2 separate regions of the Homo sapiens genome follow, and region 1 is linked to region 2. Evidence: chromatin loops called from intact Hi-C (ENCODE). Cell type or tissue: PC-9. All regions are shown on one strand. Each heading gives the region's core, and the rest is flanking DNA. Links, peaks and the distances in the headings are about the cores only.

Region 1 (4,392 bases), core at 109-4,108, 59 kb after region 2:
GTAGGGGTGACAGCTGCTCCCACTGCGTGCTGACAGCATCGAATTTCTGGGCCTCATACATTCACTGGGGGTGAAAAAGCCAGCCTTGGGCCTCTCAGAGGCCAGCCCCCAGTCTATCCCCCAAGAGGACACACACTTCCTGACATCTCCTTGTGACTGGGAGAACACACATTTGCTACACAGGTATGGGACCCTCTCTCCTCACAAATATTTTAAAAGGGTTCTACCTTAGGGTAACCCAAGGGCCTGCCTCCCCCCATTTTAGCCAATGGTCATATCCTCTTAGTCTCAATTTAGGGAAAGGACAGGCAGTCTATTCCCTCCAATATAATACTTGGTGCTGTGGTTGAATGTCCCCTCCAAAACTCATGTTGAAATTTAATTACCATTGTGAAGACCTTAAGAGATGGGTGATTAGGCCATGAAGCCTCTGCCCTCATGAGTGAAACAATATTGTTATTGCAGGAGTGAGCTAGTCACTGAGGGAATGGGTTCCTGATAAAAGGGTGAAGTTCAGTCCCCATCTTCCCTCCTACCCTCCACCTTCCACCTTGGGATAACTCAATATGAAGGCCCTCGCTAGATGCCAGAGCCATGCCCTTGGACTTCCCAGAGCTATGAACCAAATAAACCCTTTTCTTTATAAATTGCCCAGTCTGTGGTGTTCTAACAGTAAAAAACAAACAAACAAACAAAAAAAGGAATAAGACACTTGGGCTTCTCCTTCCAAGTCCCTGTCAGCCCCAGGACTGCACATACTCCTGGGGGGAGACAGGCAAGGAGCCAAAATGTATTTGATCCTTTAAGTCAGCGGAATCCAAGAGCATTTGAGGGAGTCAGGAGGGGTCCTGAACAGAAAGCCAGGAAGATGTTTAGGGCCAGAAACGGGGATTAGGAAGTGCCCTCCTCTCGTGGTCAGTCTCCATCTCAATCACTGTGTCCAAGTTGGCCCTTTTTTTGTTGAGAACTTTGTGGGGAATGGGGACTGTTCAGGTGATCCGCCTCCATGTCAAGCCATAAATGGCTCAGCTTGAGGCAGAAGGGAGTCTTGGCTGGGATTCAGCGATTCCAGATCTGGTCCCAACCATACCATGGGCTGCTGTGTGGCTGCAGGCAAGTCACACAAAGCCTCTGCGCCTCAGTTTCCTGGCTATAAAATGAGAATGTCACCCCCTGCTGTGCCCCTCGCACTTCACACAGATCTGAGAGAAACAAGCTGGCTGCGCCAGAAAACCACAGAGGCACCACCTCTAGATTCCTGTGGAGATCCTACCACCCATTCCTTCAAAGGAAGGGACTGGGGAGCAGGGCAGCTGGCAGCAGAGGCTAATCTGCTGTGCAGGTCTGTGGAGGAAGGGACCGTGCGCGGTTCTCTTCCCTCTGCCTCCAGGCTTAGGAGTCATCCCCCACACGCGGGACCCCCAGTCCCCACTGTAGACTTCTTCCAAGTGGAATTTCTTCAACAGTTGATCAGCAGGGGGGTCAGGGCGTGCAGTGCAGGGGTGGGGGTGGGGGTTGCGAGAGGAGTGCCATCAGGGAGTAATGCTGGCGAGGCCTCATGAGGACAGCACGCTGGGGCCCTGTGTGCGATGGGCGCCAGGGGCAGGTGACATGGTGGACCCGGTCTCCCCCTTCCCTCTCCAATTGATCTAACAGAAAGCCTGATGTGAAAGTCTGGACGAGGGAATTTTCCCATATCTGCAGGAAAGCCCCGTAGCAGGTCCCTGGAGCCAGCCCGGGCAGGCCTCCGCTTACAGGACGCTAAAGATCCCTGGTTGCAGTTCTACTTTCTTTTTACTGCGTGTATTCTGCCCCTGTGATAATGATTCATTACACGCTTCCTCCATTGTTTTACTCCAGTGACCTCACGTCAAGGGAACCTGTGATCTCAGGCTTCTAGGAAAGCGAAACTTAGCCGCAGCCTGCCTCTCTCCCAGCCTGCCTTACAAGCACTGTGAGTTGCTGGCTGGCCGAGGCCCTGGCAGATCAGACCTCCTGCAGCCCCAGGGATGGCACGGGCACCGCCACTCACGCAGCCGGTAGAGCGCTCCTAGGGCAGGCCCATCTCGCTTCCCTCTCGCCTCTCCCCCCCGCTTTTGCTTGGGCCAATCCGACCTCCTCACCTCCTCGTAGCTCCCCCAGCACACCTTGCCTTTGCCATCTCTGCATGTGCCGCGCCTGCTGTCTGGAAGACCGGCATCCATTCCCCTCTGCCTTCCAAACTCTCCCTGTAGGACCAGCTCAAAAGGCATCTCCTCTTCAGCTGTTCCTGCTGCCAGGGCTAATATCGTCTTCCTCTTTTTTCCCCACTAGCGCTTCTTTGTCTATTTTGGAGAGGTTTTGTTTTGGATAACTTTTTAATTGAGATGTAACTCACATTATCATAATATTCGTCTTTTTTAAATGCACAGTTCAATGGTTTTTAGTATTCTATTCACAAAGTTGTGCAACTATCAGCATAATTAATTTCAGGATATTTTCCTCACCCTAAAAAGAAACTCCGTACCCTTTAGTTGTCACTCCTCATTTCTGCCTCTCCCCAGCCTCTGAAACCCACTAATCTACTTTCTGTTTCTGGATTTGCCTATTGTAGACATTTCATATGGATGGAATCGTGCATATATGGCCTTTGGTGACTAGTTTCCTTCTCTTAGCATAACATTTTCAAGGCTCATCATGATGTAGCCTGAATCAGTATTTCATTCCTTTTTAAGGATCAAATAATATTCATTTCTACCTTGGGGCCATTATGAATAATTCTTCCATCAACATTTGTGTACAAATTGTGTGTGGAAGTGTTTCCAATTCCCTTGGGTATATATGTAGGAGTGGAATCGCTGGCTCATACAGTCCTTCTGTGTTTAAGTTTTTGAGGAGCCACCACTGTTTCCCAAAGCAACTGTTTTTGGCTTTTTAACCAATATGTAAGCTCATTCTCATTGTTAAAAAAAAAAAAAAAAAAGTCCCCACATGCCAGTGAAATGTTCAAGTCCTCCCAATCACATCCCCATCCCAGTCCTTTCCCAGGGTCACTTCTCTTACCCTCCTGGACCCTTTGCCATTCATATACCAACACACACACACATTATTTTATGCATTTTTATATTCATGACATTTACTGTATGCTACATCCTGTATGTCAGAAACATAATGAAAACGTATTCCTTGGGCTGGATGCAGTGGCTCACACCTGTCATCCCAACCTTTGGGAGGCTGAAGTAGGAGGATTGCTTGAGCCCAAGGAGTTCAGGACCAGCCTGAGCAACACAGCAAGATCCTGTCTCTACAAAAAATTTAAAAAATTAGCCAGATGTGGTGGTGCCCACCTGTTGTCCCAGCTACTTGGGAGGCTGAGGTGGGAGGATTGCATGAGCCCAGGAGGCGGAGGCTGTAGTGAGCTATAATCACGCCACTGCACTCCAGTCTGGGTGACAGAGTGAGACCCTAGTTCCAAACAAAATAAAGTAAAAAAATCAAAAAATAAAAACTTATTCCTTGGAACCACAGCACAATGTTCTATAATATGGATAAACCATGGTTGATATAACCACTTTCCTATTGGTAAATATATAAAGTTTGTTTCCAAGTGCTTTCCTGTCATGAGAATTGCTGCCAGGTCATTCTTGCAAGCAGTGAGTGACTTTCTGGAGTAGACACTGGTGGGCGATAGTGTATGAATAGTTTAAATTTTAGTAGATAATGCCTCCAATGTTTTTGTGTAATTGATTTCTTTTTTGTTTGTTTTTGATTTTGTTTTGAACAGGGTCTCACTCTGCCATCCAGGCTGGAGTGCAGTGGCATGATCATAGCTCTCTGCAGCCTCAATCTCCTGGGCTCAGGCAATCCTCCCACCTCAGCCTCCCAAGTAGCTGGGACCACAGGCACAGGCCACCACACCTGGCCAATTTTTTAATTTTTTTGTAGAGATAAGGTCCCCCTATGTTGCCCAGATTGGACTTGAACTCCTGGGCTTAAGTGATCCTCCTGTCTCAGCCTCCCAAAGTGCTGGGATTACAGGCCTGTGCCACCTTGCCCGGCAGTGTAAAAGTTTTCTAACTGAAATGTTGTACCCTTTCACCATTTCACCATCCAACCAAGTTCTATTTTGTTGGTGTCTTGCTGCTGTCTTAATTTGCACTTCCCAGGCTCTTGCAAAGTTTATTCTCATGTTTATTGACCCCATAAGTGATTGGATTGATTTCTCCGTATGTGATCTTGGACACTCACTGTGAGCTATCTGTGCTTTTCTTATTGATTGTAGGAGTAAGTGTTTTGTAAGTTTCAACATCATTCCATTCTGTTATATGTGTTGAAAGTCTCTACTTCCCATCTATTATCTTGCTTCTTAGTTTTATTCATGGTATCTTTTGTCACACATAAGCTTTTAAAAAA
Region 2 (4,392 bases), core at 103-4,102:
TCACACTGCTATAAAGAACTTCCCTGAGACTAGGTAATTTATAAAGGAAAGAAGTTTAATTGACTCAGAGTTCCACATGGCTGGGGAAGCTTCAAGAAACTTAAAATCACGGTGGAAAAGGAAGCAGGCACCTTCTTCACAAGGCGGCAGGAGGGAGAAGAGGGAAAGAGGAACTTCCAAACACTTATAAAACCATCAGATCTCATGATAACTCACTCAGTATCATGAGAACAGCATGGGGGAAATCACCCCCATGATCCTATCACCTCCCTCCCTCGACACGTGGGGATTACTATTTGAGATGAGATTTGGGTGGGGACACAGAGCCAAATCATATCATTAAGATTAAGTTTAAATTTATATACTTTGGAGTTTTTCTTTTTACATGGTATAGGTAGATAAAATACATTTGGATCTGTTAGTAAACATTCTTTTTGTCATATTGAAAAATTTTACTATAAAGAAACAGTATATGTCTCTAGAAATTGTCAGATAGTATATTCATAAAACACTTGTTAGTATTTGTATAGTATTTTGCTAATCTGCTATAGAATACTGGTATGTGATGACAGTTCACAATTGTATGCTTCCTAGTTTTCTCTGTAAAAGAAAGGTTACTAATAGTTAAAATTATAATTAATATATGTAATTAAAACTATTAAAAATAATAAAGCTGGAGGAAAACAACTGCATATGAAAAGTATGCAAGGAAAATCGGATGTGTATGTATGCAAAGAAAGTAAGATGAAGGTATGTTTTTTTGTTAAGAGAAAGAGGGTAATTTTATTTTAATGTATTAATAGAACATCTAGTTGTTCCAGAATGAGAAAGGAAAATGTGGGGCAGGAGGTGAGGGGACCTGAATGGATGTAGAAGCGTTGTGGAAAAGGAATCTTGGAAAAGGAATTTTATGTATGGTCAAGCTGGCTAAGATTTGAATGGATTTATTTATGTTTTTTTAAGCCCTAATATCAGAAGTACGTTGGTGCAAAACTAAAATTTGGTTTTTCTCTCTGTTAAAACAACAAAGTTTTCTTAGAAAGAGGTTGTAAAAGGTTTTTCTTCACCTTTTAAATAATCTGTCTAGGAAAGCAAGATTTTACATATTCTCAGAAGAATCTCCTGTGCTTTATGTTAATCTTTGTCATGTCCTTGATTATTTAAGAGTACCAACACTTGTCACTTTTAAAAGAGCTGAAGTTTTTTTTGTGTGTGTGTGTGACAATTTTGCCTTCCCAAAAATCAAATCCTAAATGAAATCTTGTTCTCAAACTGACTTTGAGATTTCCCAGAGGGCTTCTTGAAAATCTTCAAGGATTGGTTCTTTAATCTTGTAAAAAGAGAAAATATAAAAATAAATTGGTGTATTTGATATGTTTAATGCATGAAAAGATGTTGTCACATAAGAAGGGATGCTTATCCTTTCCTGTGTTATATTTAGGGACATGAATAAGCTGTGGGGTCCTAATAAGGGAAAAAGAATCAGGCTGGTGGGAGCAGGAGAAAGCAAAAAGAAAAGGCAGATAAGCCATGCGTCTGTCCTTCTTCATGGTCCAGGACACACAGTCCTCCTGTACAAATAACTCACAATCTGCCTGTGCCCAGCTATCACCAGACCCTTGCCTGACAGAAAAATGCAAGCTAGCTCACTGCAACCTTGGTATTATCAGTATTGCACGCAGCCCTCTCCATCACAAGCACCATCCTATTAAATCCCCAGCAGTCAGCTCCTCTCTTGCTGATCTGCCTGTTGCTTTCTTGCAATGTATTTTCCTATTTTCGCTAAAAAATTTGCCTTTCTGTACCGACAATTGTCTTGGTAAATTCTTTTACCACCCACACCACCAGCCCCAGCTAGTTGCTATCCATGACATTTGGGTGGCCCATATGAAGACTCTCTCTTCTTACAGGAAACCCTCTCCCCTCTCTCTTTCCCAACCCAGGGCCCTCGGTGGACAGCGTCTAAGCATGGAGACAACTGAAGGTCTCTGGCCGAAGTTACACTCTGGTGGGACTGAAAGGTGTCCATATGAAAGTGTCTAACTGCCACCACCCATCAGGTGAGGGACCTAAGTTTATTTTCTCTTTTCAGTCTTCCAGCAGCCGGCTGCTAGTATCCCTCTAGCAACTAACAGCAACCAGCTGGGGCTGCTACTCAGTGTTGCCTAAAGGCCAAAGGGTGAACAGGGTTGGCTGCCTTGCCTGTGATGGAGGAAAATTCCCTCTTCTCTCTTTTCTGGCCAAAGGTCCCTAATCCCTATGTATGACATGACTGGCAGCGGTAGCTCATTCAGAGTGACTTCACACACATTTTGGGTGACTCATATCCTCTCTTTCTCACTCTAAATTCTCCTGTGGAGTCACCCAGTCATCTTGCTCTGGATGTTGCTAAATCAGGTGATCCCAGACAGCCTCAGAATGGTACATCTTTCTTTACCCACCCCCTCTCCTGGACTGGCACCAAGCCAAGTTGTTCCTTTACCCTTTTTCCTCATACCTGGGTTAATCACCCAGCATAACAGCATACCTGGACTGGCCATCTGGCATAAGGCACCAGCATGAAGAGGTCTTTTCTAATGGGTGGGACACCCCTTTAGAAAGTGCACCTGAGGCCAGGCGAGGTGGCTCACACCTGTAATCTCAGCATTTTGGGAGGCCGAGGCAAGCAGATCACGATGTCAGGAGTTCAAGTCCAGTCTGACCAACATGGTGAAACCCCATCTCTACTAAAGATACAAAAAATTAGCTGAGCGCGGTGGCGTATGCCTGTAACTCTAGCTACTGGGGAGGCTGAGGCAGGAGAATCACTTGAACCCAGGAGGTAGAGGTTGCAGTGAGCTGAGATCCCCCCATTGCACTCCAGCCTGGGTGACAAGGCGAGACTCCATCTCAAAAAAAAAAAAGAAAGAAAAAAAGAAAATGCACCCAAGTCCCTAAGCAGACATGAGTGAAACCCTTTTCCTCAGTGGGATGCCCCAAGAGAATGTGTGGTTCATGTCCCCAGGAGATGTTAGCCCTGAGTGGCTCATTTTCCAGTCCTTCCGTCGGACCCATCTATTCCTTCAAACTCACTTCTAGGCTGCATTCCAAAGCACTGGGACAAATTCAACCCCCAAACCCTCAAAAAGGAAGGTCTAATTTTCTTGTGAAATAAAGCATGGCCCCTCTGCAGAAAATCCTCAAATTAGTCTCCTCAGTCTTTTGTAACCAAGAGCAGAATAAGGAGGACAGGGCTAAGGAGAAAGAAAAATACAGGGACAAAAGGCAAGCTCAACTGTTGGCTGCTGTACAAGCCCCAGCCCCTCCCCATAGCTCTAAGGAAACTTCTCCAGGTAGTTGCCAGGCCACTGGAAGGCAAACTACCCCAATGGGATAAATGGGAAAAAGCTCTACATGGCTCTGCCACAAGCTCAGCCACTGGAAATGAAGCTTCCTTGAGGGCTGAAGTGCCTCCAGGATGGAATTCCAACCCTTGGTGGCCTTGAACTGAAGGGGCTCTCTGCTCCAGCTGCTTCCAAATCAGACACCACCATCAACACAACAAAACCAAGGGCAACTCTGAAGGTGGCAAGTGAAATTATAAATTTCCCTTTTAAGTTCAAAAGCTACTTACTCTGTACTAATCTTCCCTGAACAACTCTCCTCCAAATTCTGTCAGGTAATGAGGGCAAGCAGCACCTGCTCCCTCCCCCAAAAAATTCACACCCCTTTATATTACTTAAGGAACCAACGACCTTTCTCCCAACAGTCCCTATAGTATCTAAATAACCCAAACTCCTTTGGGACAAAAATATACTTTCCAAAATGGGTGCCTGCTTAATATTTACCCAACTTCTGAATTCATCTTTCCCTCTAATAGCCCTATTTCTCCCAGGAATGCCAGCTAAATCTTTAACCAATAACCTTCACCTAGATAGTCTTACCTCCAGGGTTAAAAATAGCCCACACTTATTCAGACAAACCCTAGCAAGAAATCTAACCAAGCAATCTCTAAGGGGGACTAACTTCTACAGTGTGTAGATCACCTCCTCATTTGCTCCCCCTTCACAGAACTCACACAGCAATGTGCAGTACAAACCTTAACTTCTTAACTAAAGGAAAATAATTGTTGTCTAATCCAAAAGCTATTTAAAAGTTATAGTTGTTCTAACATTGGTTCCCTACATTGAAACAAAATTTTCTTAAGGTATTAATGATGGCAGCAGTGGGCCATCTGGAGTTGACACTGCCATCACACAAGCTGCAGCAGGGAGGCATGGCTGGGGCTTCATGCTCAATGAAGCCAGTAAAGTGGGGGACAAGCAGGAGCCCTACCCCTTCTGAGTTGAAGCAGGAGCTCCTTGGATGCAGCTGCAGCCACCCAAGACACAGTTCCAGTTCCAGACATCCCTG

Evidence for each region. A loop is a pair of places that touch in the nucleus more often than their neighbours do. Peaks named below come from ENCODE experiments on the same cell type or tissue, not always from the same donor. Only the 100,000 strongest peaks of a DNase experiment are listed, where the experiment ranks them.
Region 1: a loop joins it to region 2, with 6 times the contacts of the local background. A loop is called at or near these places in 3 of 110 quality-filtered maps.

Annotation. Positions count from the first base shown.
Region 1 is chr2:96,484,317-96,488,708 of GRCh38, forward strand. No RefSeq gene overlaps it. Among named protein-coding and RNA genes, the nearest start is that of NEURL3, 19 kb to the right of the region's middle. RefSeq lists enhancers at 1,106-1,798, 1,484-2,133. In PC-9, for the core only: no CTCF peak of the experiment used is centred there; a DNase peak (open chromatin) is centred at 1,895; H3K4me3 peaks cover 831 bases; H3K27ac peaks cover 700 bases.
Region 2 is chr2:96,425,754-96,430,145 of GRCh38, forward strand. No RefSeq gene overlaps it. Among named protein-coding and RNA genes, the nearest start is that of NEURL3, 77 kb to the right of the region's middle. RefSeq lists an enhancer at 1,703-2,902. In PC-9, for the core only: no CTCF peak of the experiment used is centred there; a DNase peak (open chromatin) is centred at 2,378; H3K27ac peaks cover 2,433 bases.